Linked DNA regions of Homo sapiens: region 2 is linked to region 1. Evidence: chromatin loops called from intact Hi-C (ENCODE). Cell type or tissue: chondrocyte. All regions are shown on one strand. Links, peaks and the distances in the headings refer to the core of each region. The heading gives the core; the rest is flanking DNA. Region 1 has its middle 32 kb from the start of SLC5A12. Region 2 overlaps BBOX1 (gamma-butyrobetaine hydroxylase 1).

Region 1 (10,421 bases), core at 1,617-9,616:
TATTGTTCATTCAAAATTAGCTTCTTGGGATAAACTTGGTAAATCTAAATCCACTCTCCTGCAAAGGAGAAAATGGGTGACATTTATCATTACAGAAGCAGTAAAATTGACAACCAGCCTTCTTTGACTATATCATAGGTACCATTTAAAGGATAAAACAGCTTTTGAAAATGTAAACACCAATCCTTTACTTTGCCAAGGTTTTCCCTCTTTAGGAGGGCCAGGGCTGATGTTCTTAAGCACACAACTATTTCCTTATGAGTGTTTCCATAAAGCTCTTTTTAAAATAGAAACATTTACTTTGGATCTTCCTTGTGAGCAATGACAAGAATGGAGTTGACAACTACACAGAGAATCTCAGTGCCCACCTTTTCAAACTCTAGATGTTTAAGTGGCCAAAGTGTAGTCTCTTTCTTTCTGTAATGTACTATTTCAAGTCTTTCACATCTGCCATTGGTGTTATTTTAATAATTGGTTTTTTTGGCTTTCAATCTTACCATCTGACTATAGCAGTAAGATAACTCATTCTAAGGCATAGTTCTAAAAATACTTCCACTTAAAATCCTTCAAGGGCTTTTCACGGAATACAGAAAGAAATGAAATCTTCTTAGCCTGGGATTCAGGGCACTGTATGTTCTGGTCTGGGAATTATTTTTAGACTTTCTCCCCATTACAATCTCCTCTGTCTTTAATTCTAGCAATAATTCTGTACTTATTTTCCTCCATTGTGTCATGTACTTTTCATGCCTCCAAGCCTTTGTTCATGGTGTTCCCACCAGCAAGATTTTTCTTTATTTTCATTTTGAATTTTTTTTTCATTAAACCTTTGGGGACCAGCTGAAATATTTCTTCAAGAAACATAAGATCCTCTCAGCTCTTCTGCCTCTGTACTTCATTGGTACTTTGAACATATTATATTTGACATTACATTGCATTATATAGACTTGCCTGTTACATTTATGAATGGCTAGAGATCAAGAAATAAGTTTTTAATCTTTAATTTCTCCCAGGACTTAACAGAATCTCCAAAATAACTTAGTTGCCCCCCAAAGTAGTCAACTGACAAATTATTTTCTGAAAATTATCCTAGAGAAATAAAGTACCTACATACAAAGAGATGTCCTCCTGTTACTTAAGAACTAAAAAGTAAGACTTGTTTAATTTTTTAATGTTTGAGATAAGCCTCCACAATCTTCATTAAAAGCTTCCCTCAGCTACTTTGGTGTTACCAAGTTACCAAATGTCATGACCAGTACTCTGGTTGCTTTATTGTATTTTATGCTACCAGATTAAGAGCCTGCTCTCTGATGGCTGCTACTCGAAAATCACCCTTACAGCAGATACTTTTCAAGGGTCCTGAACACAAAGATTCTTCCTGATTTCTGAAAAGAACATGTTACCAATCAAGAAAAAACAAATTTTATTTACTTCAAAGTAGGGAATATCCTCTGCAGGAATGAAGGATGAGGAACCTGAGGTTTTGAGTAGATCTGACCAGAGCTGCTCAGAGGTATCAGGCACAGAAGAGGATCCTGAGGCAAAGGTAGAGTGGCCAGTTACTAAGACACAGGAAAGAAAACAAGCCAGAAGATTAAAGAAAGAGTAGAGCTCAATAGGTACGCAGACTTGGTGTCAAAGGTAGAATAACATGGAATCAACCGGAGTGTCCATCAACAGATGAATGGATTTCAATAATGTGGCATATATATACAATGGAATACTATTCACCCCTAAACAAGAAGGAAATCCTATCATCTGCAACAACATGAATAAACCTGGCAGACATTATGTTAAGTGAAATAAGCCAGGCACAAAAAGACAAATGCCACACCATCTCACTCATATATGGAATCTAAAAAAAGTCAAACTCATGGAAGCAGAGAGTAGAATGGTGGTTATCAGAGGCTGAGGCTGTGGGGTTGAGGAGAGGTTGGTCAAATTATACAACATTTCAGGTAGAGAGAAGAATGTGTTCAAAAGATCTGTTGTACATTATTGTGACTATAGTTCATAATAATCTATTGTGTACTTGAAAGTTGCTGAGATTTTAAATGTTCTCATCACAAAAAATAGTAAGTGTGTAAGGTAATGTATATGCTAATTACCTCGATTTAACCATTCTACAATGTATATGTATATCAAAACATCATGTTGTATATCATAAATATATAGAATTTTTATTTGTCAACTTAAAAAAGGCAGGGTAAAGATTTCACTTCATAAGAGATTATTGTTTTTCCATTGTTATTAAAAATATATGAATTTCTATTCCAGAATTTAGCATAAAGTATAAGTGAGCAGAGATGTTTCTAAACAAGGGAAAACTCAATATTTAGCTAACTTACACAGCCTTACTATGATAAAATATATGATTTTATTAAGCTCTAAGAAATATTCATAATGGCTTGTAGAAATTTTGCAAGCTCCCTGGAGCCAAGATTTAATATTTGAGGGCATCATTACAGTGGATCTATCCCAATTCAATCACATTTATTTTTGGAACACCTTTATTTCAGGAAGAATATTTCCTCTAGCTTTACTTTCTCATCCTACTGCTTTACTCTCAGCAAAGAGGGTCTTCACTGTAAAATTCAGAGAATTTAAAAATCCCTCTGAAGCCACTCATTTTAATTGTTCAAGTCTGCCAATCTACCCTCTTCCTTCATGAAACCTAAGGCTGCCATCTGCAACTATTTGAAGAGAAAGAGGTCTAGATCCAAGCCTTACAAAGAATTTTCTTCAAGGGAGGCTTAAAATGCGTCCTGTGACATGAGAGTCGCATGACACCAGCTGAGAATAAGGCCTTTTGAGGCTGCTGGAGAAAGCGATCAATGGAGTGAGACCAGAGAGGCTGTTCTTGTCAGCCACGATTTACACACTTTGAGGAATCATCCCCCTTCCCTCTGTTCATGAGTGATTTGTGCTCAGTGAGCTGACATTTTCTCTTTTTATTCATTTATTTTTATTAAAAATCAATACATGCCCTACTATAAAAATTCTAAGTAAAAAATATTGCATAGAAAGCAAAATTATTCTTTTACCATGCCCTTATGTCCCCAATTTTATAGTCAGTCCCAAGTCACTATGTATCCTTGCACATATTATTGTCTACATGTGCTAAAAAGAGTAAGCTCATGCATTTTTATTATCTATATAATATTTCATCACCTTAAACATCTATATAATATTTCATCACCTTAAATATGATATAATTGTATTTCATGGACATCATTTCATATAAATCATCACGTCCAGGCAGTGTGTTCTTTTCACAAGCTTATGAAGTGAACTAGAAATAGGAAAATGTTTTTGTCTTTTTTTTTCCTGGAGATTTGATCCTCTGCTTAATTCCAAATAATCAGTTTGCATTCCTCTGTTCTGTAGCTGCAACTAGAGAACAATTTTAATATTAATATTTGCTGTTTACATTTCTTTACCGTGCCCTTCAGTGAAAATTTACCATCCTTTCAGATAAAGAACAACTGTAGAGCGGTTGTCAGCCGCTCAGTATTTCAAAGTAGAAAGATAAAGGTTGATCATCAGAAACCTGTAACACAAATCAAAAGCAAGTCTTTGCTGGATGGTTTACTGCAGATCATTTCTGTTTTCTTCTTTTCCTCTATCTTTACCCCTTTCTATCTTTCATGTGTCCTTTACTTCTCCTCTGTTTTGACCTCAACTTTCCTGGGTGGTTCTCCGTTGCCTGTCTGCATTTCTCTTCTTTGCTCATGTTTTTCATTTCTATCCTGTCTTACTCTCCTGCTTAACTAATGATTTTATAAAATTATAGTCTTTTTAAAAACATTTTTATGGTAAAGGCCCAGTTGAACATACTGTGACATAATTACAGAGCACCATATAACCATTAAAATTTATAGCATGGAAATATATTTTTAATATAGAAAAATGTATATGATACATTGTCAATTTTTAAAATCTGCAAAACAGTATATATAGCAAAATCCTGTTTTGGAGATAATTCTGTTTATAGAGACATGGGATTTTTAGATAACAGTTTATGGAGTTTATATTTGGGTGGTGATGACGTTATATTATTTTCATTATTTCTTTTCACTTTTTATGTTTAAATTTTTTCTTATTTAGTATACGTGTAAAATAAAATGTTTTTTAAAAAGTAACTTAAACACATTTGCTGCGTTTATTGAATGAAGTCATTTTGTCTTTTCTAAAATTTCATTAAGAAAAATTATGAAGTTAAAAGTGCATAACAAAGGAAAAAATTAAAATTAGGATTTTAAGTAAATAAAAGATAAAGTGATTTTTCAACCACTTAAAAGCCTAAGAAACAAGTACGAGACAATTTTTCTTGCAGGGGTAATCAGGGACTTTGAGTTGAGGCGGCTGCCACCACCAGAAAGAGACATATTCTGCTTATTTTCCAGGTTCATACTGTCCCGCTTGGCCTGAGGTCTACCAGTCCCAACACAGTCAGTCCAGATGCAATTTAGGGGCAGAGCCCTATAAACACATTTGTGATTTCAGCATCTTTCTGAATACAAAACAAAATAAATAAAATAAAAAACAAACTTAAAAAAGAAAATCCATTTCTTTTTACCTGTCTGTGGCCTTTGACTGAATTCCTACTTCTAATCCTTTCCTCTACTCTGAAGTCCTGGGCCCTAAAAATAAACAAAATCCAGCAGGTCTAGGGGTAACCACAGGAGTTAAACATGAAGAGGCTGCCATCTGGTGGTCTCTTAGACCGTGCTTTCATTGTCAGTTTTATTATGCAACACAGCTGGGTCATATTAGACTTGTTTCAAACTGTAGTCCATAGATTATACATACAAATCCTATTCATGCATTCGAGAAGAATTGGGTTCTTATACGGTCATTTTTTATGACTTTTTATGAAGAAAGGGTCATTTGAATTAGGGTGTGTGGCCCATTTCTGGCAGCTTTGCCATTAACATGACTCTGAATGACTTACTGTCTTCAGTCTTTGGAGACTCTTAGAAATTCACAGTGCATCTTACTGTGTGTGTTTGCTGCACACTGACGACGTTTTCCAGACCCCGGTAGAGGCAGCCACACAGAAGGTCTCTGTGTATTAAGCCAACAGAGACTATATTATAAAGATGTCTTAGAATTTCATCATGTGCAAAAAATTGTGTCTGGAGGCTTTATTCAAACACACACAATATTCATCTATTCATTTGCTTTTCCAATATTTGAGGAAAAGGCATGGTGGGCTTCAAATTGCCTTGTGTCATTTTATCTGATGGCAGATGGCTCCTTGGTCAAATAATCAATATCAAAATTACTAAAACATTGAAATTACTGGAAAAAAACATCAAATCTCTTCCAACATAGGCTCCTCAGACATACTATATGACCAACTGTCAACCAGTTCCTGAAGGCTGCAGTTTTTGGAAACAAAAAATTCAAAGAAGTGAGTTTCTCTAACTTTCAATGCATCTGTAGCTGACTCCTCCTCTCCTCCTTCAAATTCAATTCTGAGAATTTGTGTTCTTATTGACTTATCATACTCAGACATCATACTAAGTTCTCCCTCTAAATATCCCCTGATATCTTGCCTCTTCAGTCATCTTTCTTTTATTTTGATTATTTTCTTCAGCAACTTCCTCCTAGTATACAAAGTACTAAAAACTCCATTATCCCTAAAATACAACAAAAGCAAAAAATATGACAAAACTAGTTTTGCTTCGTCCGATATTTTTCTTAAGCCACCATTCCTCCCAGTTTTTCTTCTTTCCCTTAGAAGCCTCTCAAGGGTCTAATTTACATTTCTGCCTTTCTGTGACTTTGAGGATGTGACTTAGACATGGAACTCAATTGGATACGTAAATTAAGATGTCCTCAATAGTGACACAGTATCTTAAGTAATCAGAATAAAAAGGCCATCCAGAAAATAAATATAGTTTGACAACAAAAGAGGGCCAGGGGCTAGAGGTTAAGAAACGCCTACCTGTAAGAGGCAGACAAAGAAAGCAGTGTCAGCATAGCAGCCCAGGTGGAACTTTGGAACATAGCCCTGTAAATACACTTGTGTTTTTGGCATCTTACTAAGGACAAAAGAAAAGAAAAGAAATAAAAATAAAATAGAAAGTAGTTGATGAAGAGGGGCTGAATGATGAAAGAACAAAGTGGATACAGCCAAGTACCAACAACGGTAGTAGAAGCACCAGTGTAAGTAGCAACAATAATAAATGCATTGATGGTTCTGTATATTGATCACACATTTTATACTAACCCTCTTTTAGGTGTTTGTACTCTTTTTCATTTAATTCTCACAGCAATCATCAAGATAAGTGTGATTTTTTTTTTTTTTGGTAGAGTTGAGGAGTCTGAAGCTCAGAGCACTTGTATTATTACTTTTAATGGCAAAAACCGCAATTAACTTTGAACTAGCCCAATATTTCCCAGTTTTACCAAACTAAGATGACAAAAGCTAGACTAGAATTCAGTCCCCTTTTCAACATTTCACACATCCCAAAAGATACAATATGTACACATACACACATATATATGTGTGTGTGGGTGTTATATGTGTGTGTGTGTGTGTATATGTATATAATATATATAATTGCAATATAATAAAATAAGCATAAATAAAATACATACTATGTAAATAAAGTAAATATATGTATAATGTTACATGTGTATAAATACATACGTAAATATAAACTATCTCCTTTTCCTTTGTCCCTCTCTTGACAAATGCCAAAGAAGACTCAGGCTAAAGCTTTATTCTCTCTTCCTGTCTCATTTTCTGTTGATTCCATTTTATTTCTATTTTGTGTTGATTTGCAGTTGTACTACTCTGAGAATAGTTCTTCATCTTCATTTGTGTTAAAAATCAAGTTTCCGAAAAATTACAAACCCTTTAGACAATCTTTTACCTCCCCTGATTCAACAGCCTGCCTCTAGAGCTGGGGTTCTTAGAAAGCATTCTACACATACGCTGCTTTTTTTCAAACTTTAATTTTACAGAAAAAAAAGGAGTGTATCAGTTTTCTATTGCTGCTGTAAGAACTTCAAGAAACTTAGTGGCTTAGATAATAAATTTATTATCTCACAATTCTCTAGGTCAAAAGTCTGAAATTGGTCCCACTAAGCTAAAATCAGCATGTCGCAGGTCACATTCCTTCTAGAGGCTCCAGGGAAGAATCTATTTCCTTGCCTTTTCCAACTTCTAGAGCCAATCTGTATTCCTTGGCTAGTGGGCCCTTTCTCCATCTTCAAAGCCACTGATGTCAGGCTAAGTCCTTCCCATGTCACCATCTCTCCTTTTCTCCCTGTTCTGCGTACCTCTTCTGCTTTTATAAGGACTCCAGTGATTCCATAAAGCCCTCTGGGATAATCTAGGATAATTTGCCTATCTCCAGTTTAATTTACCATCTTAATTCCATCAGCAATCTTAATTACTCTTTGCCATGCACCTTAACATATTCACATAGAATGTGGACATTTTTAGGGGGCTACTATTTTGGCTACCACAATGATGAGTTAAACAAGGCTCACAAGAATTAGTACAATGAAACTTATATTGTCTTTAATTATGACATCATGACATTTCTCTCAATATATCTATATTTATTGCTACACATAGATGAATACCATAATAATTATTTATGAAATTTTAAACAAATGACAGGCATTATGACCCTTCATACTTCAGAAAGTAGCTTCTAAGAACAAGGATATTCATTTATAATCGCAATGCAACTAGCAAGTTTAGGAAATTATCAATGATACAATACTATCATCTAATATACATATTTCAATAGTTCTTCCCAAACTATCCTTCACAGAAAAAAAAAATCCCACCCAGGATCAGTCATTGCATTTTGTTTTCATTCTTCTTCAATCTCCTTTCTCTGCTATGAAACTGACATTTTTGAAGAGTATAGGACAGTTTCTACAGGAAGTCCCTCAATGTGGGATTTTCTGATTTTTTTTTCCTCATGATGAGATTCAGGTGATGCATTTTTGGCAGAAATACCACATGAATGATGCTGTGTCATTTTAGTGCACTCCATCATGGGGCATGCATCTGGTATCAGGTTGGCCTGTAACGAATTGGTAATGTTAGCTTTGATTACTTGACTAGTGGTGTTTACCAAGTTTTTACACTGTATAGTTGTCATTTTTTTATTCATAAGTAATTAATAATCTGTGGTGAGACATTCTGAGACCAGAGAAATATTCTAATCCTGAGTCCATCAAAATTTCACCCATTGCTTTTAGCATACACTGTTGATTCTTGCCTCAGTTATTAGTAATAGCAATGGAAAAACGGGAATTAAAAAACCCAAATTCATTCTTTTTGACAGTGTTTATGGAAATACTTCCTCATGACCATATTGAATTATAGTTTATGGTAACTGAGCAAAGCCCATGAATATCTTCATCTCTCTAGAGTGTTGGGGACTCTGATTGTATTACAAATTTGATTCAGTATTATCTTGAAATGCTTGAGTGGAAGTCAGGCCATTAGAGTTTCTGGAGTTTCTTAGGTCTTTCATTTTACTAATTCTAAAACATATGGCCTCTGGCTGAGTACTTGATAATTGTTTGGAGTGATTGAGGCTCAATAAGTTTCTACTAATTTTATAATATCTCTCAATGCTGGGCTTACTAACATGGCAGACCCAAGAGATGATGCAATATCATGCCTGTCATTAAGAAACACATAATCTAGTTAGAGAAAATGATAAAAAAAAAAAAAAACAAGTATAGTTAGGAACAGTCTCTGAGATTCAGAACCTTTGTGAAAGAACTGTAGATTAATTGAGTCTTTAAAATTGAATAGGATTTTAATTGGAGGAGAAAACTAGGCTGGTGTTCAAGGTAATAGAAACTGCATAAACTACATGTGGAAGCAGAAAAGAAGACAGCACTGCTGGAGAAAAATTAGGGCAACTACTGAAGAGGAAGATTCATGTTGAAAATTAAAGAGAGGAATTATTTGTAGAAGTAAGATGATGCTAGCTACTGAAAGTTGTTGAAGTTTTAGACGAGATGTTTCACCTTAAAATGACAGATAGAGGTTCTTGAGCAAGATGAAAATGGTATTTTAAGAAAATTACACTGTATAGGTGTGCAGGATGGATTAGAATGGATGGGCACCTGCGGTAGAGAGATTGGTTAACAGGCACTGCAAAATGCTTTGTAAATTAGAATGCATGATGCAAAGGCTTATGAATGTGAGAGAAAGAACCATAATGAATGCCCTTGGGATGCAGAAGGTGGGGTGAGTTTAAGAGATTTCAGAGTAAGAGTCAAAGTAAGTTAGAAGGATATCTCAGCCTAACAGCTGAGGTTCACATCCAGTCTACTTCTGGCTCCTGGCAGACAGTAAGCACACACCATAACTTGGTTGTGTCTATTTTTAAAAAGGATGAAATTTGTATATGGGATAATTACTCAGGATTTCAGGATCTTCACATTGACTGTCCATGTATTATATTCCACCTTGTTCTAGAAAGAATTTCAGAAGGCTTATTAAGTGATTTGTGCAGCACAATAAAATATTGTAAATTAGCCTAGGTTAAATGTGGGCAAAGAAATAAAGAAAAACTGTAAAGGAGTGGATCTGAGACAGAAACATTTAAAAAGTCTAATTCTTCAAACTACAATAAGCAACACATTTAATATGGGTGTGAGCCAGAAATTTTGGTCTAAACTTTCTGGCAGTAATGTCAAAAGTGAACAACCTGACTATTAAGCCACAGCATCATGCAACAAAACCAGATGGATTACTAGATAAACTTTTAAGTAATCTTGGATTACTTAATTGAGAGGATAACGTCTTAATTGCATGTGTTTCAGGTGAAAATTATTTTTCTCTGCAACAAAATTCTCTCTCTCTTTCTTGACACCCTCCACCCCCACCCCATTAGACACAGATGCACACACAGAAAGAAATACCAAAGCTAATAGTAACTGAAGAATAGCTAATGTCCACATTTTCCCATATCAGGTAGTTTTGATGGATAATTTAACATTCCTTCCTCTGCCAAAAATAATTCCAGACAATATTCCCTTGATATACAAATATACAATTGATTATTTTGCACTTATTTTAGTGATGGGCTTGATAAAATTAAGAATTTATAGATAGGGTGATTAGGAGAAGAGAAGTGAGACAGAACAAAAATGAAATTTTCTTTTAGATTTTTACTATGATATAAAAACTTGTGAGCCAGTGTTTGACCTTGATTGTAATAAAGCTACATCATGAAGCTTAACTGAATCTGTTATAAGAAGTTACCTAAATTTGTCATGCAGATAATATTGTGTATCTAAGGAAATATTAGAAAACTCATGCAAGTCAAATGTGTAGGAAATCAAGTGCTGATGGAAATAACATTTAGAAATAAGAACACAATGTCATTTACAGTAAAGTATAATGAGCTGCTAAATTAGGTACTGTG
Region 2 (10,421 bases), core at 1,655-9,654, 370 kb before region 1:
GGAAACAGTCAGGCCATGGAGTAGTGGCTTGGAATGCTGTTTTTTTAGAGACAAAATATAATATGTAAGAGATATTTCGGATTTTGAATATAAGCCTTCTCTGATTCTGAGTGTAACTGATTCTATAAGCTAGGCCAATATCATTAGCTTATCATCCAACCATTAGGGATGTGACTTTGGTCACATCACTAAATGTCTCCAGGAAAACATAAGATGATTTCAACTACCATCTATATACTTTCCAAGTGTAGATCTCTAATTCAGATTTCTGTTCCGTAGTCTATGTGCACATATATCCAACTGTCAGATGGAATAGCTCAGTGGCAACTCAATCTCAGTTTGTTCGAAATCGATTTTATTGCTGAACAAGCTTGATCCTACTATTGTGGCTTCTTTTCCCTGTGCACAACCCATTTCTCCTAACTATAAACCCATAAGACAACAAGCTAGACTCTCCCTCATTCTTTACATGCAGTGGGTCAAGTCCTCTAGATTTTGCTTTCTATGTATCTCTCGATTCCCTCTTCCAGTGTTCTAATTCAGTGCTCCTTAATTTTGCATCTGGCTTCCTGTAGTTACCTCATAAATAGTTTTATGACCTTCTTTCTTGCCTGTTTACAATTCCCTTCACCATGAAGCTAGATGAATCCTTAAGAAATGAATATCTAATCAAGGCACTTTGCTCCTTAAAAACCTTTAAATGGTTCCTAATTGCTTTCAAGATAAAATACTAACTCCTTAATGTAACATGCATTTAGACATTTCATGACTTGATCATTGTTTCTGTTTCCAGCTTCATATATCCCTTCTCATACTAAATCACCCTCTTCCTCTGCAAATTCTGCTTTTATAACTAATTTATAGTTAATATCTATTGAGTACTAACCCTGATCCTGGAACTATGCTAAATGTCTTATATCAGTATTTTCCAAACTTCACTGATGATGAATATCACCTGGGATCCTTGCTAAAAATATAATTCCTGGTCCTCATCCCAGACCCATTGAATCATAATCCTCAGGGAATGATCTGGGAAGATGTATTTTTTAAAAAAGCACCATGGGTGTGACTTATCATCTGAGAAATTTGAGAAAACACTGCTTTACATGAACTTTCATTTAATCCTCATAAAAATGTAATGGGATAAGAACTGTTATTAGTTTCATTTATAGATAGAAATAATGAGGCTTAAGGGGAACAGTAACAGTTATTTGTCCAAAGACACGTGGTTTGAACCTAGGCATACAACCCCAGAATTCACATTACATCGTAATCTATTTCTTTCACTTGTAAGTCAACACATGCCATGTTTCTACTCTCAATTCTCTGTGCCTCTTCTACCCTTTAACTTGGAGTTTTATTTCACCATCTTTGCCTGGAAAACTACTATGAACCTTTATAATTCAACTTAGACTGAAGGTTTTCTTAGCATTCCCAGTCTGGTTTGGTTGCCTTCCTGAGGGTCATTCTGTTAACACAGCACATTATAATCTATATCCTTATCTGCTCCCCTACCAGACTCTAAGAAGGTAAATTTCATGTCCTTTGGTATTCTTATTTTAGCAGAGTGCCTGACATATATCAGATATGTGATAAATATCTGTTAAATAAGTAAAAGTATAAGAAGTCACTTTAGCTGGGCAAGTGCCTTGGGTTTAGATGCTATGAATGGATGAATCTAGGGTCACTCCAGCAAATTATTTGTTTTTAGGTATTGAATGTTGCGTTTTAGAATCAGGCCATGCATCTCGAATTTACTTGTTTTTATTCTAGGAGCATTTTAGGAGGTATGGGATTGAGAACCCAACTCATTCCCTTTGTGGTTCAAAGGAATCAAACATGTGATATACTACAGTAGCCCAAATCAAGACCAGATGATAGAAAAGGACAATGAGGACCCCAGAAAGGGGTAGTGTTATAAGGGAAGGAGGAGTCTTGGCTGGAGATGTGGACTTCATACCAGAATTCAAAGTGTCCGAGTGGTGTGCCCACACAGGCTAAAGGTAGTCTTCATCTAGACTCCCTGTGCCATGGGCGCACTTTGTGGAAATTGAAATGGATGTGCAGCAAAAGTCAAAACAACAATGGAAGTAATGTTTTCTACTTGGTCTGGAGGCAACAAGTAGAGAGCTCTGCAGTGGTGGCAATAATTAAGACTTTTCGAACAGGAAGCTTGATTAGGTCCAAAAATCTATGAACTACCAGGATTTCAGCAAATGGTAATGCTAAGTCTTCTTGGCAGGGATAGAGAGAGACTGGATTCAATAAGAATAGGAATTCCATTGCTGGCAGTGACACCTGTGTTCCATCACTAGGGCAAGGCAGTGACTATGGAGGAAGCTGGGACCAGCAGGGAAAGCTGTCCAGAGATTTGCAGACATCGTGTTATTCATAAGTAGTACCTGTCTCTTGGTTTTACCTTGTCCAGTTGTTAGTCAAAAACAAGAAATGAGGAGATCTGATTCGTAGACACATGGAAGCAATGCTGACAGCGGTTGGGAGTATTTATTTGGGACAAGATAAAATTAGACGAGGCTGAGTGCAGTGGCTCACTCCTGTAAGCCCAGCACTTTGGGAGGTTGAGGCCGGTGGATCACCTGAGGTCAAGAGTTTGAGATCAGCCAGGCCAACATGGTGAAATCCTGTCTCTACTAAAAACACAAAAAATTCGCTGGGTGCGGTGGCAGGCACCTGTAATCCCAGCTACCCAGGAGGCTTAGGCAGGAGAGTTGCTTCAACCCCGGAGGTGGAGGTTGCAGTGATCTGAGATAGCGCCATTGCACTCCAGCCTTGGCAACAAGAGTGAAACTCTGTCTAAAAAAAAAAAAAAAAAAAAAAAAAGTGAGACTAGATTTTCTCTTTATTAATCATGCTTTGTTTAGATGTCATAATTTAGGTAGTAAAAGAAAATGTTGGAATCACTAAATTGGCAAGGTCTGGAAATTTGGATAAAAGAATTCTATAATAAAAGTGCATAAAACAGATCTTTGGAAATATAAAACCTTTTCCAAGCATGCTAAAGATGGTCGTGTGCAGTCTTGGAAAATGAGATCCTATAGGCAACAGGGTAGAAGCATGTTTTGAGACAAGTTTTATTTGAAACAAAAGGCTTATTTGAAGAAATTTTCATTTGCTACAAAAACTATTTGTAGACATTCTGGAGATACTCATATATGGGCAAAAGAAATTAGAGCAGGCATGCAACAGAGCAGAAAGGATGCTTTATTTGCAAAAGAGTGGTGAAACATCTAAAAAGTTGACATTGTATATGATTACAAAGTAAAGAGTACTCTTGTGAGAGAAGTTACATGTTCATTGTTAAGGAAATTATATGTAAATCACAAAGATCATGGTCTGTGAATAATGTGCCATATCTCACAAAATATGGTCATTGGAATCTTATTAAAATTATCTACAGGTGACTTCAGTTTCCATTCTCCACCCTCTGCCTTAAGATACGAAGCCTTGACATGACCACATCCCAGTCAGCATAAGCTCCTTCTAGATGGCGGGATATCTCAGTTCCTGCTTCATAGCTACGTCGGCCATGAAGTAAGCGCCAGTTATCAAAAGTAATCACATCACCTAAAGAAAAGATTTTTTCCAATATGAATAATTGTGTGTTTAAATGACTTACAGAGCTAGAAAATGTAACATGCAAAACACAGCTGCTGCTTGGTTCACATCAAGAATCATCGCTTATTTCTTTACATGAAACTGCACATTTACTTTTCCACACAAATCAGGCCACTGGATGCAAACTGCTTTAGACCTTATGACAATTAAACTACCTAGCCTGGTAGTCTCCTGAAGGTATTTTAATCATTCTTATTTAAAATATTATCTCTGTGTAAAACATCTGTATCGTTTTGACTGATCGATACCTCATTAGAAATGTTTCTTCTGCCGGGCGCGGTGGCTCACGCCTGTAATCCCGGCACTTTGGGAGGCCGAGGTGGGCGGATCACGAGGTCAGCAGATCTAGACCATCCTGGCTAACATGGTGAAACCCTGTCTCTACTAAAAATAGAAAAAATTAGCCAGGCGTGGTGGCAGTGCCTGTAGTCCCAGATACTCAGGAGGCTGAGGCAGGAGAATGGCGTGAACCCGGGAGGCGGAGCTTGCAGTGAGCCGAGATCACGCCACTGTACTCCAGCCTGGGCGACAGAGCAAGACTCCGTCTCAAAAAAAAAAAAAAAAGAAAAAAAAGAAATGTTTCTTCTCAGTTTAACAGCTTCAGAAAATAAAAAGGATAGTGAAATTCTTAGTTTGTCTTCTGTGTGCCTAGTATTTTATGCCACATTATTTCTAAGCCTCATAAGAATCCTGAAAAGAAAGTATTCTCTCATCTTTTCACACATGAAGAAACCGAAGCTTTAAAAAATTGAGGAATTTACCCAAAACTACACTGCCATTAAATAGTCGAAGCTTGGATTCTAACTTGTATTTTTTGTATTTTTTCCCCCTATAATGTTTTCATTTTACATGTTGCCATTTTTAAAATTAACCTGCTGTGACTGCATGGCAGTGGATTTATGGAGATTCCTATTAACTTATTATACCAAAGATCAATTAAAAATATATACAAAGGAAAAGAATCTTCCATCTGGCCAAACCGACAGCAGAGAGAAATTACACCTTTTATTGTAGATGCCAAAAGCCTCAGGTTTGATGGCACTTTACTGAGTAGAGATGGTCCAGAAAAAATATAATGCTTTCTGCTTTTTTTATCTCAAGTAACTGGAATACTTTAGGTACTACTTTATTTCAGGTAGTACTGTCTCCACTAGTAAAGCCTAATGAGTAAGCATCACTTGTGTGTGTTAGAGTAAGAATCATGAGGATATTTCTATTTGTTTATCAGGATAAAATAATTAAGCATAAACCTCAATGAGGGCCACGAGTCCACTACATAAGCAAGTCAGTTGCTCACCAAGATTCTGTTGTTGGTGTTCTACATGCCATACCTGAGAAAAACTGCTCTGGATATAATTCTAGGTGGTTAAGGTTGAAGAAAATCCATGCTTTTGGTTATTTGAGAAAATGTATTCACTGACCTGGATTCATCTTGAAGGTAAACTTGGATTCTTTGCTGTTCATGAGGTCAACAAACTCCTTCAGAGCAGCATAAAAAGGCTGAACTCTTTCAACAGGCACATCAAATATTGTGTCCCTAGTTGCGTTATTGAAGTTGATGCGAACCACTTGGCCTTTATCATCTAACCTGTTTTATTAAGAGAAAAAATTAATATATAATTCATGAAATATCTATTTACATTGATAAGAGTCAATTCCTCTTCAAATATATTTTTGAAACACCATATTAAAAAATCCAAATACATGTACAGAAGATATTAAGGCTACCTGTGGTGCAATGTATTCTCTTTTTTTTCATTCATTCATTTAGATTTTTTTTCTAAATCTTACTACCTCAGTACCAGGAGAACTCAACTTAAATTAAAATAAGTATTACTGAGAGATTCAAGTTAAAAATTTTGTTATGCTTAGTTAAAGTCATTCATTCTTTGTTATTTGAAACAGGTATTAAAATCCTTTCATGTTACAAATTTATAGGTCAATTGTTCTATGTGTTTCATTTATTAAGGTTCTAAGTATGATGGTTTTATTTGAGGGTATGATGGGAAGAAAATTCTATTTTTTAAATAGTTTGAAATGCATGATTCTAATTCAATCCTTAGTTTACAGGTGGGAAAACCAAAGCATGAGAAAAGAAGGGACTAGCCTGAGGTATATTCTTTCTATCTATTTACTCATCCTACCTATCTTAGTATTGAGTCTTCCAGAAGATGGTGCTGTATCTCATTTAATGTTGTATTCCTAGCACTCAACATAGAGCCTGGACATAACAGACAGTTAATAAATGTTTGTTGCACATATCACTCTCTATATTTTTTAGTACCTTGGGAGGGCACTAAGGTTTTTATTTTTAGTAATTTGAGAGCTCTTAATGTTGTGATCTCTATTCTCTTTCTCAAAATATGGATTATGACCATGCCAATGTAAGATAATACAGCATTTAATATAAAGAAAGAAGGCCGGGCACGGTGGCTCACACCTGTAATCCCTGCCTCCCTTGGGAGGCCAAGGTGGGCGAGGCAGTTGAGGTCAGGAGCTCGAGGACAGCCTGGCCAACATGGCAAAACCCTGTCTCTATTAAAAGTACAGAAAAAATAAAAAGCTGGGCATGGTGGCCCATGCTTGTAATCCCAGCTACTTGGGTGTGGTGGCAGGCACCTGCTTGAACCTAGGTGGCAGAGGTTGCAGTGAGCGGAGATCGCACCACGACACTCCAGCATGGAAAACAGAATATGACTCTGTCTCAAAAAAATAAATTAATAAATAAATAAGGAAAGCACATTATTTCTTAGATTTGAGCTTTGGTGGTTATAATTAGCAAGACATGAACATCACCCAGATACAGAGGCAAAAAGAGGAAACTCTTTTGTAGCTTATTGGGAAGGTGGACCTTCAGACGATCTTAAAGTGTCAGTCAACTTTATCTTTTCTTTAGGTAGAAACAGGATGAATGCATGCAAACTGAAGGTGACCAAGGATGGTGGCAAAGTACCTAGGATTACTCCTGGGAGCAGCATCCTAGAAGGACAAGTGCAGGAAGTGCTAATGAGAGCCAACAACTGACCAGGGCCAAGGCTTGGTCGGTCAGACCAAACACACATACACCTGGGTTTGGTGACCCTGGTTTGGGGTCTGGGTTACATTTAGTGAATATTATCAACAAATGGGGAAAGATGCCATTGACAGTGAAGTACAAATTGTGATGATCAGGGCCCCTTGTGCATGGTGGCTCTGAGCCAAACGGCAATTGTAATGGTAAACTCAACAGTTGGTGATTAGCACCAATTCTTTGCTTATTGGGTAAGGCCTTAAAACTACCTATTGAACCCACACTGGGAAAGAAGTAAAAGGAAGGAACAGGCTTTCAAAAAGGCTCTTAGACTCTTAAAACATAGATTTGCATGTATTAATAACAATACAAATGTGACTCACTAGGTAATGGAGTACCCTACCTGCTTCCACATGCTTTCACATAAATCAAGAATTCTGAGCCTTTTGGATACAGCTTTATGTACAAAGAATCAGATGGAAGGGAAGTCAGTAGAAAAGACTGTGTACCTCTAGGATTTAGTGGTACAGAGACTACACGACCTTTCAATTACCCCCTTAGAGTTCATGCTGCTGGTTTCAGACCTCTGTCACAGTGTCTGAGGCCATTTGCCTTTTGATATTAACTGCAAGATTCTAGCCCTACTGCTTCTGACCCACTTTCCTCTTTTTTTTTCTTGTTATGTGTTCTGTACATATAACATTATCCTCTGTGTCATCCGCCAAGGGATGTCATGACTTTGGAACTTCTGGGGGGGTCGTCTGTTTCAGTCACCCTCAAGATCTGCTTTACTTTTCTTCCACTATTACCATAGCTCCTTGATTTGAATGGTTATGCTAATTATGAGCTAACTATTCTAGAGTCCTTGGGTATATCCTCATGTATCAGTGAAATGAACTTTGTGATTAATAAATGTAATGAAAATCAGAATTGGATGCCTCATGGTATACTAGATTAGGCTTTCATTTTTAAGAGTTCACCTATATAGAAAAGTAATCAACTTTTTGTGTGTGTTATAGTGTAACACAGTCCCTGCTTTCTTTTACCTACTGTTTATCTGAGAAAACAAGACACAAATGTATTATTTAGCATTCTCAGCAATAATAGGGGAATGGAAAGCAAATTTTGTTGTAAGATATAGAGGGGACATTATTCTGAGGATTGAAGAATGTTAGAGGAGATGGGTAGCTGGTACCTTGAAGACCAACCTAAAATGAAAAATTGAAGGTTAGCAAGAAATTTGATGCCTTATAACAGAACAGCAGGGTCTAATGTAAGTTTGCATGCTGAGGAAAGGTAAAAAGCCACAAAAGATGGGAGTAACTGGCTATACATTCGCTATACATAAAGGACAAATTAATTAAACTTAAACCAACAACATAGTGGCAGTGAACCAGCAAAAGCAAAACATTATCAATGATGCCAACAACAACAAAAAAAAAACCAAAGAAAGGACTTTTAAAATGATCTTCCACAGTTTGTGTTGTGAATACTCCTCATTAGTGACAGCATTATGTCTCATTGATAGATACAATGTTTTATGGAACTTGTTGTATTTGTTGTGGGAATACTACTACAGTGTTGTCTACCATGTCATAATTTATGAGGATCTGCAGGAAAAATTTATTTCGGACTTCGAAAGCATCTTGTCTTATAACTGATTATAGTCTCTGTTTGCTTTGGTTTCTAGAAATTCAGACCTGAAATAGAAATCTCCCCCCAGTAAGTGTGTTGGACTTCATGCATATTATAACTAGCTAAAATGTATTCTGCATTTTCTAAACTAGGCACAATAGTAGGGGCTTCCATATATTAACTCTGCAATTCCTACTTCAATCATGTGTGGCAGTATTTTTTGTTTTCGTTTTTTTAACTGGAAAATATACTGTGGATCAGCAAGGGTAAATAATCACATGAGAGATTACACAGCTGGCAAGTAAAAGACTTGAATTTACGTGATTGAATGTGTAGTTGATAGGATAGCTGAGTCTCACCGTCATTAATTTTGCTTGTTTCTTTATTGATTTATTTTTCTTTGTACTGAATTATAAGTAATTCAGTCAGCAGCATAAAAGACATTTTTGTACTAGGACATAAAAATTTAAGGATTTAACCACAAAGAAAATTAAATTAACCCAAACACTTAGGAGATGGAGGCCCTCTGTTAACTGAGAACGCTCTGTTTCATTTCCTGTTGTTGAAAATATACTTTTAAGTGAATTAATGTTAACCACTTGATATTTATTCTCTAGGGGCTATTCCTGAGACCTCACACATGGCCAAATTTTGAAATTTTACTACAGAAAATATCAAAGCCAAGTCATGAGCCACATGGTGGACATTCAGTTAATCTTATCTATAGCTATGTTTCTTGCCTCTGTTCACTAGCCTTGCAGAATCTGTAATCGTATTGTGTCTTAACAAAATTTTGATTTGTCATGAATTTTTAAGTTAATATTTGACTAGTTAAAACTGTCACATTATAACTAAGGGTCTCAAGTTATTTCCTTTTCACCTTGATGAGTGAATTCTTAGAAAACGTCTCAGGTTTATTCTGGACTAGAATTTCATTCTTGACGTCTATCTTTTTCTCAGACACTTCCTCCAATCTTTCACGAAAACAATCTGTTTATACATGCAAAATGTAACCAAAAACTGATCCTTCTCCACACCACCACTGCTGTCACTCTAGCCACTCATGTTCAAGGCACCACCATTGCTAGCCTGGAGTCATGCAGTAGCTTCCTAGCTGGTCTTCCCGCTACTATCCTTGCTCTTTCTAGCAGTCAGGGTGACCCATTTAAAATATAACTAAATTTACATAAATATCAAAGTCTTTCCTTTGATCAGGATCTTGCAGCAACTTCTTACTTCACTCAGAGTAAATGTTACTGTTATAATTTGCTAACAAGACTCTACAGGAACTTGTCCCTACCTGACTTCCTCCCCTAATACTTGCATCCTTCACTCTGTTCCAGTCACACTGGTCTCCTTGATGTTCCTTGAACACTCCAGACATGTCCTTAGGACCCTTTTAGAACTTTTGGTCTAGCAGTTTCGGGAAACTGCTTCTCTTCTGAAAACTCCATCACTCGTTTAAGTGTTTGCTCAAATCTCAGTAAAGCTTTCCCTCACCACGCTCTTTAATAATGCAATTTCCGTCCTTGCTAAGCCCTACAGATTCCCCTTATCTTGCTATGCTCTTCCTTTTTTTCTTAAGCATTTAATAATTTTTAACTTTTATTATAATTTACTCATCTGTTTAAAAATCTTTAAAATTTCCCTTCCCCCATTAGAGTATAAGCTATATGAGGGGAGAGATCTTTGTTTTGTCCACTGATGTATTCCAAGTACCAAGAAAAGTGGCTGGCCTCAATAAATATTTGTTGAATGAATAAATGAATGTACTGGGGATTTAATTATTTTCTAAATGAGTTTATTTTCATACCATTTGGCTGTTTCTCTTAATAGAAAAATTTAAACTCAATTCTAAAATTCTAAAATTATACCCCCCTACCAAAATTAATCGAGGTATAATTAAATAAACTGTTGTAGAAACAAAATGTAAGTTAATTTGCAAATAAAAAGATGAATTTGTGGCCTTTGTAGGTACTTGGAAAAATTATAATAAAATAATATTAAATAAAAAGAAAGGGAGAATACAAAATGTTCTGTGTAGGTAATATATGATCTTTGTTGGCTTAGTATCTCTTTGGGGAGCCTCCCTGTTTCATTCTCAGTCCGTGTGATTCAGATGAGGCTGACCCTGCTCCAG

Evidence for each region. A loop is a pair of places that touch in the nucleus more often than their neighbours do. Peaks named below come from ENCODE experiments on the same cell type or tissue, not always from the same donor. Only the 100,000 strongest peaks of a DNase experiment are listed, where the experiment ranks them.
Region 2: it touches region 1 in a loop (8-fold over the local background); 23 of 110 quality-filtered maps call a loop at or near these places.

The regions. Positions count from the first base shown.
Region 1 is chr11:26,748,352-26,758,772 of GRCh38, reverse strand. No RefSeq gene overlaps it. Among named protein-coding and RNA genes, the nearest start is that of SLC5A12, 32 kb to the right of the region's middle. In chondrocyte, for the core only: CTCF peaks have their summits at 4,438 and 4,702 (motif pointing left); no DNase peak of the experiment used is centred there.
Region 2 is chr11:27,120,457-27,130,877 of GRCh38, reverse strand. BBOX1 (gamma-butyrobetaine hydroxylase 1) reads right to left here. Exons shown (of 9, transcript NM_003986.3): 8 at 5,058-5,224; 9 at 3,069-3,585. The coding sequence ends at 3,425. All of the region lies in intron 3 of BBOX1-AS1 (BBOX1 antisense RNA 1), which reads left to right. Among named protein-coding and RNA genes, the nearest start is that of BBOX1, 85 kb to the right of the region's middle. In chondrocyte, for the core only: CTCF peaks have their summits at 5,794 (motif pointing right) and 8,532; no DNase peak of the experiment used is centred there.